2 separate regions of the Homo sapiens genome follow, and region 2 is linked to region 1. A link is a loop called in an ENCODE intact Hi-C map of the cell type or tissue named here. Cell type or tissue: OCI-LY7. All regions are shown on one strand.

Region 1 (8,000 bases):
ATTCATGCCTAAGCAAAGGAGAAAAAAAAAATCAAGAGGACAGCACTCAATAAACACCTAATTTTGTTTCTGATCTTGTGCCTGTTTGAAGCGCTCACACTTGTTTTGACTCAGCTAGATAAGTCAGCTCCTCTAAAACAGTCACAATTTCCACCAGCTGTTTTGGATGTTTGAGGTTATGTTTTTGTTTTAGTGAACTTCACTGCCTATCCCTTGAGCTAGCTTAGGAACAATTGCAAAGGAAGTCTTTGAGGCCGACTCAGAGGAAAGCTGCTAATCTTATGACATCCACAAGGATTTGAACAGGCAGCTCCATCTGTGTTGTTTCTGTTTTTCTTCTAGGGCAGGTCTCGATGGCAGAAAGATGGACACTTCTCAGGTCTAGTTGTTGCATGGTGTGTTCCTGACCACAGCTGTACCCAAGGAGTCTCACAGATTCCTCAGGAGGCAACAGGACGTTTATCAACGAAGATGTGAGAAACCCATGCCGGGTACCGTTTACGAACCCTGCCTGGGTTCTGTTTTCCGTGTAGTAATTCTTTTCCACGAGTTCAGGTTTATGAGTGCTCAGGCAGGAAGCTGTTTATCACTGAAAGCCACCAAAGGAGAGGTGTTATCGTCTTTACCCAAGACCTCTGAGACTTTCCTTTGAATTAGGAGCTGGGGGTTCTCGTTGCATGATATGGCAGAGTTTCTGGAAACTGATTTGGGGAAGAGGAAGCTGACTTATATGGGAGTCACCCTCTCATTTGTCGTTCTCCAGCACCCCCTCCCCCATCATGCTTTTTCAAAGAAAAGAAAAATGGTGACACTTCTAGTGAGAGGTGGGATTTAGTTAGAAATGTTCTAGGGCTGAGTGAAGGTTGATCTGACTTTTGAAGCTCACCTTTGAGGGTTGCTGCCTGTTTTCATTTAGCATTACTTAACAATGTGCTTTGCTCCCCTTGCTGCCATTTAAAAAATTCCATTCTATCTGGATGCAGACTAACCAGGCTCAATTTTGTTATTCTTATCTTATTTGGAAGGTTGTTTGCAAACAGTCACTCCATAGAGCATCTACTATAAGTCAGCCACTGTGCATGGCCACCAACAAAACTGTTATAAAGAGTGTAGTTCTTACATGCAGAGAGCTCACAGAGGAGGGAAAGGAGGTAAGTAAACAGTGGTGAGGCTAGGCGCTAAGTGCTACACTAAACAAGTGATCTGTTAGGGAAAATTTTATTCACTGGAATTCCAGAGGGGCTGGCAAAGGTATCAACCTGGCAGGTCTGTCCATCTGGAGAGAAACCATTAGAGCAGTTGGTTACTTAGGTACCCTGGAGCAGAGCAATGCATGAGTTGGCTAGTAGAACTCCCTCTTATTTTAGGCTGGACGCAGTGCCTCATGCCTATAATCCCAGCAGTTTGGGAGGCCGAGGTGAGTGGATCACTTGAGGTCAGGAGTTCGAGACCAGCCTGGCCAACATGGTGAAACCCCATCTCTGCTAAAAATACAAAACTTAGCCAGGTGTGGTGACAGGCACCTGTAATTCCAGCTACTCGGGAGGCTGAGGGAGGAGACTCGCTGGAACCTGGGAGGTGGAGTTTGCAGTGAGCCGAGACTGCACCACTGCACTCTAGCCTAGGTGACAGAGTGAGACTGTCTCCAAAAAAAAAAAAAAAAAAAGGTAAAAGAAAGAACTCTCTCTTATTTCAGTCTATACTTTCAGTTGCGAGTAATAAATGCTCAGCTCAGATTCTGGGGTATTCTAACTTCAAGATCTGCTGGATCCAGATAATATTGTCAGGAATATGTCTCTTCATCTCTTGGCTGGGTTTTCTTCAGTGTTCGTGTCATTCTCTGGTACATTTTTCCCACTAGTGGCAATGGCCATCGGAAGCCCCAGACTTACATCTTATTGGTTTGGCAAGCTCAGAGGAAAGGGATGGTTCCCGTCCCAACAGTTTGAACAGTCTTCTAGGGCTTACTTTCATTAGATCAACCTGGATCACACACCAGCTCTGAAGCAATCATTATGGGCTGGGTGTGACACACACTTATTGCACAGATCTAAGTTTTGGGTCCTCTCCTGTGCCCAAGGTGTGAAGTTGGCCTTACTTGAATCACAAGGACTAAGAGCTGGAGAATAGCAGTTCATCAAGGGAAAAGGAGGAGCTATTTTCAGAAGAAGAGTGGATGCTCAGTGGTCACATCCATCACAATGCCCATGATGTCCTTTTCTTGCAGAGATATTTTAATTTGGACTGTCCTAAGCTATCAGAGTGTTCTAGTCATCTTCACCCTCAATACAGAAGGGGTTGGATTTCCGGGTTTCTGATTTCTTGTTTCCCAGAGTTCCTTTAATTCCAAGTTTTCCCACATCCTGCTTAGCAGTCGGCCAGGGTTCAGGAAGAGGCGTCCATCCTCCCTCAGTACATTGGGAGCCTGCTTCTCTTATGTTTGTATGACTAAGAGGGGTGACTCAAATGTTTAGTGCGGTGGTTCTCAAGGTTGTGGTCCCCAGATCAGCAGCATCAGCATCACCTGGAGACTTATTAGAAATGCAAATTCTATGGCCTCATCCCAGACCTACTGATTCAGAAACTCTGGGGGTCAGGTTCAGACATCTGTGCTTTCACAAGGTCTCCAGATGACTCTGATAACATACGTGAGATTTGAAACCACTGATTTAGGGAATAGTCCAAGACAATCTACTCTAGGAAGACTGAGACCACCTCAACTTTTCTGTTTTATAGTCTGCCTTCCTAAGCTCCTGACACCAAGGGAAAGATTCATTAATTGTTGAATGTTGCTTGCTGGAAGCAAAGAGATTACTTTGTGCTTGGTGTAAGAGACTCTCAGTGAGCTGCAGTTGAGAATCTCTCAGAAAATTCTTTTTGGCCACACCTCAGGAAATGAATGTTCCTGGAGATGCTGCAGCTGCCAGGCTCATCCTAGATGAAGGAATTTTGGAATCTTTCTAATTCTCTGAGGTGATGTTGTTTGACATAGACCTGGTGAAGTTCTGCTGTCAATTAGTGTGCCTGCAATTCATGTATTCATGTATTCATTCTACATATATCAAGCCCAATACTGGGCTGGGTACTGGAGATACAATTGCCCACAAAACAGACATGCTTTCTGCCCTCATGGAGCTCAAGGTCTAGTGGAAGATAAAGCTGTGTAAACAGGCATTAACAGTAGAGTGTGATTTGATGGGGAGAAATACAGGGTCGTTGGGGAGATCATGGTGGAAAGGAGGGGGGCCCTAATCTACACTGGAAAGTTATGTCTATACTGGGACCTAAAGGATAAATAGTCATTGTTTGGCAAATAAAAGGAGAAGAGGCTGTCAGGCAGCATTTGCAAAATGCTGTAATTGTGGGAGAACTTGGTGTGTTCAAGGAAATAAAAAACAAAATAAAAACAAACAAAAAAACCAACTCAGTGTAACTGGACTGTAGAGTTTAAAGGAAGGTAGAGGTGAGGGATAAAAAGGTAGATGCAGCAAACTATGCAAATCTTATTAATAAATCTGGACCTTATACTAAGAGCAATAGAATCCATTAAAGAGATTTAGATAGAAGTGAGATGATTGAATTAATTTTAGAATGAGAGCTTGAGAATGAATTGGGGATGAAGTAGGGCTGAGTCAAGACCACAGACAGGCAGACCAGTTGGAGGCTGTTGTGATAATAAGAGGAAGACAAATCAGAAGTTTATTGTGGTCATGAAAAATAGTGGCTCCTTGGCCTAGGATAATGGAAGTGGGGTTGGAAAGCAGTGGATGGATTTTGGACGCTGATGTGTGGTTGAAGGATGGGCCAAGGGAAGGAGAGGACTCCTAGGTGGCCAACTTGGGTAACTTGTGAATGGAGGTGCCATTCACTGATAGCAAACACTAGAAGAGGCAAGAGTCTCTGGAAGAAAGTCATGAGTTCGACTTTAGACAAGTTGAGACTGTAAAATGCCCAAGAGGAGGTACCAAGGATGTAGTTACAATCCAGGCCCGAGCCTAGACAAGAGATCTGAGTAAGAGTAAATATTTGACAGTCATCAATACACAAATGACAGTGAAACCGAGGGAGTGCATGAGATCACTTAGGGAGAGTGTTTGAATAGGAAGAGGGGAGGGCTTGGAGCCCAGGGGAGCCCCAGTATTAAGAAACAGGCAGAGGAAGATAAACCTGTGAAAGCAACTGAAGGATGGCCAAGAGAGATAGGAGAAAATCAGAGCGTGGAAGGTGCTGGGTGTTGTGGAGGTCAAGGAAAGCAAGTTTCAAAGTTTTCTGTGCTAATAATCTCAATTCTGCACCTGACAGATCAGGCCAGACCATCTCCGGGGAAGCCATGCGGTTGCTACCCTTCATCTGCCAGCACCCTCTCACTATTCCAAACGGGCTCATCCTTAAAGACACTTTTCAGGAAACACTGCTTTCCTGTAATTACTTTCTTAGGCAGATAAAACGGCACTTGCTGAATCATAATTTACTTAAGGAGATCCCATCCCACACTTTCTTTCAACTTGCTGTGTCTTTTTAAGCGAAACCAATGGGATTCCTTGCATACTTCCCTCTTCTTTTTATCTTATCTCATTCCACTTGCAGGTTGCTGTATTCACCGAGCCTCTGACCTCCAGCATACTTTCAGACAGATGGTCACAGACAGATGTGTACTTTGCAATTGCAGGTTATCCAAATATTGTGGTGGCAGCAGCACCTCTTTTTGTACCCAACAGTATCAGTGCTCTGCAACCAGCTCGCGTCTTCAGCCGCTGTTGACGTCCCTGACTGAATTACTGTCTTTCTTCTTTTTTTCTTCCCCTCTCTCCAGCTGGACACTCTGGGGAGGTGTTTTGGCCAGAATTAGATATGCACAGCTGATACCTCCAGCTGCACGTTCTTTGGTTCTTTCTGGCTCTGCAAAAGCTCTTGGTGTTCTGACAATTCATTCAAGTGGAGAGCAGTATGAATGGTGGCCCACCCAGATAGTCTTTAAAAGCATTCAAAATGGTTCTATGATTTCTGTGGCCAATCCTGTCAGTTGAAGGTAGGAGTAGGAGAAATAGTTCAAAATAGACTGAGAGCCAAAATGAATATAGGTAATCTTGGCAATTCATATTTTGTTTCTTAATTATAAAATTATCAATAAAATTGCTATTGCATGGTAGACCTAATTATGCAGCTCCCTACAAGAAAAAGATGCGGTAGGCCAGACTTGGTGGCTCACACCTGTAATCCCAACACTGTGGGAGGCCAAGGTGGGTGGATCACTTGAGGTCAGGAGTTTGAGACCAGCCTGACCAACATGGTGAAACCCCATCTCTACCAAAAATACAAAAATTAGCCAGGCATGATAATGCACACCTGTAATCCCAGCTACTCAGGAGGCAGAGGCAGGAGAATCACTTGAACCCGGGAGGCGGAGGTTGTAGTGAGCCAAGATAGCACCACTGCACTCCAGTCTGGGCAACGGAGTAAGACTCTGTCTCAAAAAAAAAAAAAAAAAAAAAAAGAAAAGAAAGAAAGAAAACAATGCCATATATTTTCAAAAATTTTCATCCTGAATATAATATGCCATGAAGGCTAAAGATCTAGCAAAGAGTCTAAGATGGCAAAAATATGGGAATTTATTCATGGCTTTAGGTATCAACTCTAGGCTGATGTGTTTCCCAAATCCATTTCTCTAGGCCTATCTTCCCTTGTAAACCTTAATCCAATGTCTCCAATTATCCATCAACTTTTTTTATAAGCTAAAAATCTTGATAACATTATCTCAAAGTCCATAGATTTCTCCTGAGCTTGTTTTCCTTGTCTCCAAACATACTTCCTCCCCCATCTTTTTCTGTTTCCATGAACTTGCTGACCTCTCACTCAGGCTTCTGAGTCTTCTTTGACTTTTTCTTTACTCTTGATACCCAGCCTGCTGCCCGAGTCTTCATGGTCACACCACCAATCATCTTTGCTTCTTTTTCACTCCCATTCTGGTCAGACCAGCCCCGATCCATGTACTTTCATTGTGGTGGGATTGCAAACATTTCCTAAGTGCTAAGTGTCATTTATTCCTTCTATTTGTTCTCCCTTGAATCCATTACACAAAGAGATGTCAAGTTAATCTTCTAAAACACTGATTTTATCATCATGCTTCTCTATTTTAAAATATTCCATAGCTGCTTCTTATCTTCAAGATGAGTCTAATACCTCTCCCAAAAGACATTGATGTCCTTGTGCAATCATTTCAGCTGCTCTCTGGTCTGAGGTCACTCTTCTGGGATAAGATTACTCACTTTTATTCTTCCACCCTGTTCCAGCTTGTCGAAATAATTTTGAGTCTTTCTGCCATTGAATATGTTTGTTATCCAGCTCAGTTTTGTGTCAGTTACATATATATGTTCTTTGTGTGTGTTTGGTTGTTAAGTTGCATAAAATATGACAGAATAAGAACATAAGGATATGCTATTGTGATTTCTGCAGGACTGAATTTTTTTGAACTGGGGGCTGAAGTTGCTATTGGTCTCAGAAAATGATCCTTTGCCTCCTGCTATATCCTTACCTAAACATTTCATAGCTCCTTGAGTCATTCCTTTATTCATTCAAGTACCAATTGAGCTCTCTCTTCTCCAGACGCAATTCCTTTTTCTCTCTCAGTAGGTGTAGCTGCTTGGAACTCACTCTTCTCATAAAGTATTGAGGCTGGCTTTTATTTGTTTATATTTGAGAGATTTGCTGTAGGTAGAAGCTGTTAATGGAGAAAAGTTGGACATTTGCTTTGACATCTACAAAATAACTCCCATTTTTCTATATTGTTCTGGTTATTACTGCTACCTAACAAAAACCACTCTAAACACAGTTATGTAGAGCAATAACTATGTTAGTATCCGTTTGGGTTAAGAATTCCGAAAGGGCACAGTGGGAATGACTTGTTTGAGCCTCCCCTCCATCACAGCTGAGGCCTCAGCTGAGAAGACTCAAGGCTGAGGTTGACTCAACAGCTGGGTCTAGAATCATCTGAGACCTTGTTCACGTACATACGGCACCTGGGCAAGAAGGACTTGAAGAGGAGGACTGCCACCTGGAACATTTTCACGTGGTCTCTCCACGTGGCTTGGCTCCCTCCCAGCAAGGCAACCTCAGGAGAGTAAGACCTATCTGCCAGGGCTCAGGGCTCCTACCACGACTATTCCTGGGAAGAAGACAGAACTTCACTGTCATTCATGAGCAAGCCATGGAAGTCACATACAGCTCTTCCAATGCATTTCATGAGATGCATGGGAGACACAAGCTGCCTGGATTTAAAAAGGAGGGCTGTAGACCTCACTTCTCACTAGGAAGAATGCTGAAGAATTGGAAGATGTGTCTTCAAATCACCACATAAAAGAATTGAGAAGTTGGCTGTAGCTACTACTTCTAGAAACTTGACCTAGTGGCCTGGCGTTTTGGGAACTTTGCTAGCTTATTCAGCACAGGTAACTCAGGGTAAAAATAACCTGAAGAAGAAATGTAATAATCACTCACTTATCTTCACCCCAATTCAGCCAGGGCTAGATAATTTTTAGTTTTGAGCCTTTTTTAAAAAAAAAAATAAAAAGAAACCTGGTAATAACACATCTTTGTCTTTTTCTCTTCTTTAATAGGCTAGAGTTGATATTTAAGACTTTAGAAAGGTGCTTCTGGGAATTTCAACATTTGGCAGCTGGTAATAAGTAGGAAATGTCATTACATAAACGCCAGTTTGAGTTTAGAGGCAGGTGGTATTTTGGAGAAGTCAGTATCAATGTGAGGCTGTAGCCACACTGACCGCCTCCAGCCCATCTGCAGAGACATTTCTGTCTCTGGCAAGTAAAGCCCCCTCCCTCTGTCTGCTTTGACTGCCTCTCTGAGTTCCCCTTTTTTCTGACCTTGAGTTTCAACTTGATGAGTCATCAAAAGGACTGGGCCACTGGATTCTACCTGGCAAGAACTTCAGTGGCTGTGCCTGTGGTGAGGGACTGTTTTCTGCTCTTATCACATCTGTGTTGACA
Region 2 (8,000 bases), 140 kb after region 1:
TATCGCATGCAACATATTTGTGAGTCCCATACCCTCTTTACTATTTCACAGTACTCCTCCATCTTGCTTTTTAAAAAATAAGTGCAATAAAATATTAAGGGGGAAATTTTTTTTGCCAAGTTCTATCTGGCTGTCTGGCTACTCAGTTATCTTAGAGATATTATTTTGGGCATCTTGAACTCCTGGCCTCAAGCAATCCCCCTGCTTTGGCCTCCCAAAGTGCTGGGATTATAGGCATGAACCACCATGCCCAGTCTAGAAATATTCTTTTAGACATCTAAGGTGTGCCTTAAGAAAAAATTTTCCCATACCTCAAACATTATGAAATTACAGATTTATAATTTCAAAAAAATTTATAATTTTATCACCCAGTGATTACTACCATGAACAAATTTTATTTCCTCCCATATCTTATCTCACTATATATTTACTATATATTAGATATATATACTGTTTTTATTATATATGTGTACATTTATATATCACATAATATTTTAAATAAAATTTATAATTAGATGTTTCTTCTTACTGTTACATTGAAGATTTTCTCATAACAACATTAAAAAAAGATTTTATATATTTTTATAATAAACAGTTGTGTGAGTATACCTTAATTAATTTAGCCCTTCATGAGAGAATGTAAACGAAAAGAAAAAAAAACCCAAAAAACAGAAAAACAAAAATTAACGTAGCCCATATTGTTAGACATTTGAGTTATTTGCCATTTTTCAACATTTAATCAATGCGACTCTGAATGTAAATATTTATGTACCTCTCACAATTTTTCCTGGAATAAATTCCTAGCAGTAGACTTATGGGGGTCAAAGTACATACCTTTAAAAAATATATTGGCAAATTACTTTCCCTAATGGTGGTGTTACTGGAATCAGTACATGTGTGCCTGCCTCCTGACACCAGTCAAAGAAGAGATTATCACATAAAAATGTTTCATTCATGCAGTACATTAAAAAATAGGTCCTTATTATTTTATATTGCACCTCTTTGATTATAAATGAGGTCAGGGCCTTGTTTGTTTTGTTTGAGTCTTCACATTTGTATTTCTTCTTTTACAAACTATATTTGTACTCTTTTGCCCATTTTTAAAATTGCAGTGTTAGTTTTCTTTAATGCCTTTAAAAAAAGACATGTGGACTAGACATTATTCTGTGACTGTTATACTTCTCTGGAATATCTGAAAAATCTCAAACTTTGTACCAAATGTTTCCAGACTAAACTCTACCGGCCCCTTCCACCCAATTACATACAAATCTGTAGTTTATTGAAAGGGAAATTGTACTGCTTTGTAACTCTCACTGTCTCTTGCCAAAGTTCAGTTCCATAAATTGGTAGACACTGACATGAGATCCACACTTTTTTTTTTCACCCCCTCTGAGACAATAAGAACTTTGATTTCCCTACCAAATAGAGCTTAATGCTGCTTCATGCAAGAAATCTCATCTCCATCAATTCAGTTTTCCAAGTGGGACTTTCCTGATGGGGCTTTCTTGAGTCTTACTCATTCTTTTCTTTCCTGGCCACCCCACCCCCTTCCTCTAGTAAGTTAGAGTTCTCTTTCCAGAAATATCAATCAAGTGGGTATAATTTTTCAGTGCTTCCTACTCCAGTGACGTAAAACACCCACAGAAATTTTCTGCTAATCCTGAGTAACACAAACAACAGTATGCCAACAATGCTCTTGAGGCCAGATCATGCAAGTCAGAATGCACACACGCCGGGAAGAAGACCGTGGTTGTGGGATGCATGTTCTTAAGGAGCAATGAGACAGCTTTTGCTTTTCTTTGGATGGGCTCAAGCCTCATATATGTCATTATTTAAAGAAATCAAAGATACTTTGTTTGACTGGGGAGGGCTGGAATTTGTGTCTCAAAATAGCTACAGTTTACTCGGAATTTATCATTCCAAAGAAGCAATTTGTGCAAACTACAGTAGTAAAACAGGGTACAGTTTTCTTTCAACTTCATTATGTGCATGTTAGCTTTTGTTATTGTATTTACATAAGGCATTTCCTTTGAAACACTGTCTATTTGGCAAAAGTGGGAAAAGCGAAACATATTTAGGTCTCATTGCTGTCTCTGTTTAGCTCTGAGAGGGACATGAAGGGGCACAGAGTTTGCTGTAGCCTTTTCTGGGCTAGCCTTCACTGGAGCAACATGGCCAAGGGCTCTGGACTGAAGACCCCAATAGAAATTCTCAGAGGGCTTCCTGGCCTCATGGAGGTCTTGTGAAGGACCCTACTTTATTGAGTTGTGTCCTGAAAGTTATCAGAAAGACTGCAAAAGGATAAAATGAACCTGAGTTTATTTCAAAGAGTAAATGAATCCACCCAATCCCCCTGATTCCATGAATATTGAGGGGTGCAACCTACCTTAGCCCCAACCTATACGTACTTTCCACCTCCCAGAGCTAAAAGGCTCCCAGAAACATATATCCTAGGTACTTGATCCAAGGCATGCCTCTCAAAAATTCAAGATAGAGGCAGGAAGAAACCATTCTGGTTATTCTGGTTAAGGAGGGGCCGGAGTTCCCTGAAATAACCTGATTGTAGGCTGCTCACAGCATGGGTGAGCCATCACTGTGTGTGGACCTGGAAGAGGAAGGTGGGGGCAGGGAACCAGGTAGTACATTCAAGAGGTCTTCTCTGAGCCACCCATATTGAGGTTTGTTATTTCTATTGGGCATCTGTTGGTTTGGACTCTTGGTTGAAGGTGACCAAACCAAAAAAGACAAAGCAAAACACTCAAATTAGCTTAAGCAATAGAAGTAATTAATTAGTTAATATAACTAAACAGTCCAAAAGTAGAACTAGTTTCTGACATGGCTAGAATCAAAAGCTTAAACACGATTCATTTTTGGCTCCATCTTTTTAAAAGTCTTTCTCCCTGGTGAGTATGAGGGCCAGAGGCTGCTTAAGCTTCCCAGTTTCACAACCTCAGGAGGAAGACAGCTTCTTTCTCCAAGAGAGAAAGATGAGGAGGACTGGGGAAAACTGAGGCTTGGCCCAACTCAGATCAGCCATCTGTCTATCCTTTAACCAAATGGAGGAGACCTACATCCTACATAACAAGTCCATTCCTAAGTAGGGGAGTAGGGTCCCCCCAGGAATAAGAGGTTTCTATTGTCACAGATTCTGTATCACATACCAGGGCTTGTTGGGGGGTGGGGGTAAGAGGAGGGAGAGCATTAGGACAAGTACCTAATGCATGCAGGGCTTAAAACCTAGATGATGGGTTGATAGGTGCAGGAAACCACCATGGCACATGTGTATCTATGTAACAAACCTGCATGTTTTGCACATGTATCCCAGAACTTAAAGTAAAATAGAAAAAGAAAAAAAAAAGAAGATTCTGTTGCTAGAAGAACCAAAGCCATTACAATCTGCTTATTGATGGTGTGCTGGCAGAAACACTAGGCTTATCGTCAGAAAACCTGTCTCCGCTCTGCCTCTATTTTGCTATTACCTGGGGCAAGACAGTTCTCTAAGCCCTAGACTCCTTAGCTTTCCAGTGAAGACAAGAATAAGCACATGATCATTTCACTGGGACCGCTGTGTGAAGGATACAGAAACAATGCAAATGTAAGGGGTTATTATTAATATTATGATCTCTTTCCGGTCCCTGGACCTGGCTTTTGCCAGATCATCTGTTTACTTGTTCCTAGGGCAAATTTAATTTGCAAGGTTCTAAAAGGGAAGGTGATTGCTCAATGTTCAAATTAAAGAGCTGCCTTCAACCTACCCAGGTGTGCAGGCAGGACATCTGCCTCCCACCTGCTTCACCCAAGTGATGCAAAGAAGAGTGTGTTGGTTTCGGCTTCCTAATCATGATCATGGAGACACTAAGAAGTGTCTCTGTCATGCAGCTTCACTCTGAAATGTTGGGCTTCTATTCGTGGACTCTTTTGAAAGCTGTCTTTGACTCCTGAAAACCAAAGCACTTGAAACATTCATTTTTTTTTTATCTCTAAAAATGGAATAGGACGACTGGCACTTGTCCTAAAGCCCCAGCCACACCTGCTGTTTATCCTGCATTCACGCAGTGATGACTCTCCCCTAGAGTTCATGGCATTTCCTTTGACACATCAAAGTGAAACTCCTAGAAGACAGAAACAACATGTCTATTGTTAGAGGAGGAGTAAATACCCCATTTCAAGGTGAAAACCACACCACCATGTTGATTTTTTTTTGAAGTCCTAATACCTTAGTTGGCTAGATTTCAGGGTTAGGAACCAGTGAATGGACATTGGTGAAAGTGCAAGCTGTCATTCTGGTAAAGTCACCCCCTTGGAAAGGAGTGTTATAAAAATATTTCAAAGAGGAGAACAGACCAACTAAATTCACAAAATCTTTCCCAAAGGAATTACTTGTCTCCACATCCAACTGGTCACTAGGTTCCCTGAACCCTGGATTTTCCATTAAGCGTAACCTCTTCTTTTCCTCCCTACAACCTTAATTCTGGCACGTTCATTTCCCATCTGGACCTTCCCTCCTAACTCATTTCTAGTGCCTTCTCTTTTCCAATCTGTCTTCTCTCCAAACTTCCTTCCTCTCAGCCTTATCCATGTAAATGCACACTGAGTTAGGATGATATGTCCTTGGGAACTTTTTTTTTTTTTTGAGACAGGGTCTAACTCTGTTGTCCAGGCTGTATTGCAATGGTGTGATCTCAGCTTACTGTAGCCTCCGCCTCCCAGGCTCAAGCAATCCTCCCATCTCAGCCTCTGGAGTAGCTGGGACTATGGGCATGCACCATCACACCTGGCTACTTTTTGTATTTTTTGTAGAGATGGTGTTTCGCCAGGTTGCCCAGGCATTAACCTCTCTCTGCCTTAGTTTCCTTAGTACTTAGTTCAAAGGATTATGTGAGAATTCAGTTAATATATGTAAAGGGCTTAGAATAGTGTTTGGCCTATAGGAAGCTCTAATTAGGGGTTGGCTGCATGAGTGTTACCTATTATCACCTAATCATGTTCCTGGCAGGCTGCTGCTTAAAACTCCCACCACTTTCTGGTCAAGGCAGATGTAGCTTTTGTACATGGCAGGCATCTCCTCAGGACCTGGCGCTGCAGCCTCTTCTCTCACACCCGCCCCCAGGCACTCTGGCCTCTAGTGTCCAACTACGTGTCCCACCCATGTGGTTTCTTCTACCTTCCCTCCATCCCCAATTGGAACTCCTTCCGATTCTTCAAGGCTGTGCACTGGTGATTCCTCCTCTGAACTTCTCCAGGGGAGACAAGTATGTCTTTTTTGGTGCTTTCTTCATTGAGTATAACTACTGTTTATTGGATGTCTAGAATAGGCCTGGGACTTTACATACATCATGTCATTTAATTCTCACAACAGAAACATCATTCCTATGATACAGATGAGAAAACTGAGGCTCACAGAGCTGACATTACTAGTTTGAGAAAGCAGTGGTACCAGGATTAAAACCCTGGTCTGATTCTGGACTCCATAGTCATTTGACTACGCGCTATGCTCCTTTCCGGTGTGGCTGTTAGTTTTTGTGTACCTCTCCTCTGAATCTCTGAGCTGCCTCCATGCCACAAACAACATCCTTGAGAGCTCCCTCCCTGCTCATGGAGGAGTCTGTGTCCCAATAAAAGTGCCTGTGCACTACACTTCCTTGACTCGGTAAATCCTCTCTACCCTCCTCCACCCCCACGGTGAGCAGGTGCACTCATTTCTGTCCTTCCATTTCTGAATCACCAGCTGGATTTTTCTTCTGTGTTGAAGACTCTTCTACCTGCCTTCTAACTTTGATTCCCTGAAGGTCATGGTCTTTTGGCTCATGTATGGGAGTAGAGAGTTACCCTGGCTGAAGTACCGAGTACATCCTACCTCAACTGTTTCTTTGGGCACCACCCTGCAGCTCTGGCTGGTGTCTCTGCCTCCCTAAAAGGGAGAAGGGAATCGACGGCAGACTTCTTGCAGGCAGAGATTGCGCCATGGATGCAGAGTGTGTAGCCCAATATCTGGCACACAGTAGTCACTCAATAAATATGGCTGAGAAAATAGATGATTGGAAGAAGCAATGGTAACCAGTTAATAGTGTACATTAGATGAAAATCAAAGTTAAGGAATTGGCTCCTCAGAAAGGCAAAAAGATGACTGTTTCTCCATTTTGCTTCTAATAAGAGACCTATCGGGGTGTTGCATGGAGTGGGGTGGGTACAGAGGCTCTGGATAATTGTTCTTTGAAGAATGGATTGAGACCCTCTCTAGCACTATTATTGACCTACAACTTAACCAAGACAGCAGCAGCTCCTCTATCCAGCCAGACTGGAGCCGAAGTTTCTTCCCTCCTGATGAACCTTTCTCTCAATTATTCATTTACTCTGCAGTCCACTAAAGCAGCAGTCCCCAACCTTTTTGGCACCAGGAACTAGTTTCGTGGAAGACAATTTTTCCATAGACTGGGGGAGGGGGAGGATGGTTTTGGGATGATTGAAATGCATTATATTTATTGTGTACTTTATTTCTATTATTGTTACATTGTAATATGTAATGAAATAATTATACAACTTACCATAATGTAGAATCAGTGGGAGCCCTGAGCTCATTTTCCTGCAACTAGATGGTCCCATCTGGGGGTGATGGGAGACAGTGACAGATCATCAGGCATTAGATTCTCATAAAGAGCATAAAACCTAGATCCCTCACATGCGCAGTTCACAATAGGGTTTGCACTCCTATGAGAATCTAATGCCACTGCTGATATGACAGGGGGCAGAGATCAAGCAGTAATGCAAGTGATGGGGAGCGGCTGTAAATGCAGATGAAGCTCTGCTCCCTCGCCTACTGCTCACCTCCTGCCGTGTGGCTCAGTTCCTAACAGGCCACAGAATGGTACTGGTCCATGGCCTGGGAAATGGGGACCCCTGCTCTAAAGTTTAACAACTTTTCTGTCTTGTATCAATCCCAAAATTAATAGAAAATATCTTTCTTCGAGAGAAAATGAGATAATGAATGTGAAACACTTAACATAGAACCTAGCACATATAGAATGTTCAATACATTGGCTTTGTTTTTCCTTTACTAAAAAATGTTAATACCAATTATGTCTGATTTTGGAAAATCCTTTTTGGGAAAATAAATTCTTCTTGAAAGCTAGCCAATTTCCTAAGTAATGAAGTAGAACAAATGAAGAAGGTGGCCAGGTACTGTTTAAAGAGCTACATATAGGCTGGCCATGGTGGCTCACACCTGTAATCCTAACACTTTGGGAGGCCGAGGTGGGCGGATCACCTGAGGTCAGGAGTTCGAGACCAGCCTGGCCAACATGGGGAAACTGTGTCTCTACTAAAAATATAAAAATTAGCTGGGCGTGGTGGTGCATGCCTGTAATCCCAATTACTCAGGTGGCTGAGGCAGGAGAATCGCTTGAACCTGGGAGGCAGAGGTTGCAGTGAGCTGAGATCGCGCCATTGCACTCCAGCCTGGGGAACAAGAGTGAAAATTCATCTCAAAAAAAAAAAAAAAAAAGGAGCTACATATAAACTATAAATAAAATCAAGCCTTTGTGAAAGGAAGTTAATGTATTTTTTTCACTATAGTTGTGTATGGAAACCTTACATCCTTCAGCTTTACTGAGGAATATAGACTACTGGGGTTAATTTCTCTGAACTCTTCAGACCTTTACCCTTGTCTAGAGGAGGTGGGCCTTGGTGCAGATGAATATTGGCATTAGCTGCCTTGTGCCTACAAGGGCGATTTCCCCATCCCATGTCTTTGTGGCTTGCAGACTATTCTAAACTCCATCTGGTCCCACCTGGGGCTTTCTCTAGAGCTGACATCCTTAGGCCCTCATGGTTCCTTCACAAAAAGAAGCCCCCGATGGTTCCTTCACAAAAAGAAGCCCCCGGCCCCCGTCTCACAGTATTTCCCTTTCAGTCTATGAGAAAATTAGTATTTGTTGCTTTCCCTGGCTTTCTTGGATTAGCATTTGCAGGCCTTTCCAGGCTTAAGGAAACTTGGCAGGAAT

What was found. A loop is a pair of places that touch in the nucleus more often than their neighbours do. Peaks named below come from ENCODE experiments on the same cell type or tissue, not always from the same donor. Only the 100,000 strongest peaks of a DNase experiment are listed, where the experiment ranks them.
Region 2: a loop joins it to region 1, with 4 times the contacts of the local background. A loop is called at or near these places in 4 of 110 quality-filtered maps.

The regions. Positions count from the first base shown.
Region 1 is chr6:105,892,985-105,900,984 of GRCh38, reverse strand. LOC105377923 (a long non-coding RNA gene) reads left to right here and starts at 7,888. Exons shown (of 3, transcript XR_001744275.2): 1 at 7,888-7,959. In OCI-LY7, no CTCF peak of the experiment used is centred here; DNase peaks (open chromatin) are centred at 144, 4,784, 7,004, 7,824 and 1 weaker place; H3K4me3 peaks cover 2,070 bases; H3K27ac peaks cover 5,404 bases.
Region 2 is chr6:105,753,780-105,761,779 of GRCh38, reverse strand. No RefSeq gene overlaps it. Among named protein-coding and RNA genes, the nearest start is that of LINC02836, 130 kb to the right of the region's middle. In OCI-LY7, no CTCF peak of the experiment used is centred here; DNase peaks (open chromatin) are centred at 3,789 and 4,059; H3K4me3 peaks cover 2,183 bases; H3K27ac peaks cover 2,541 bases.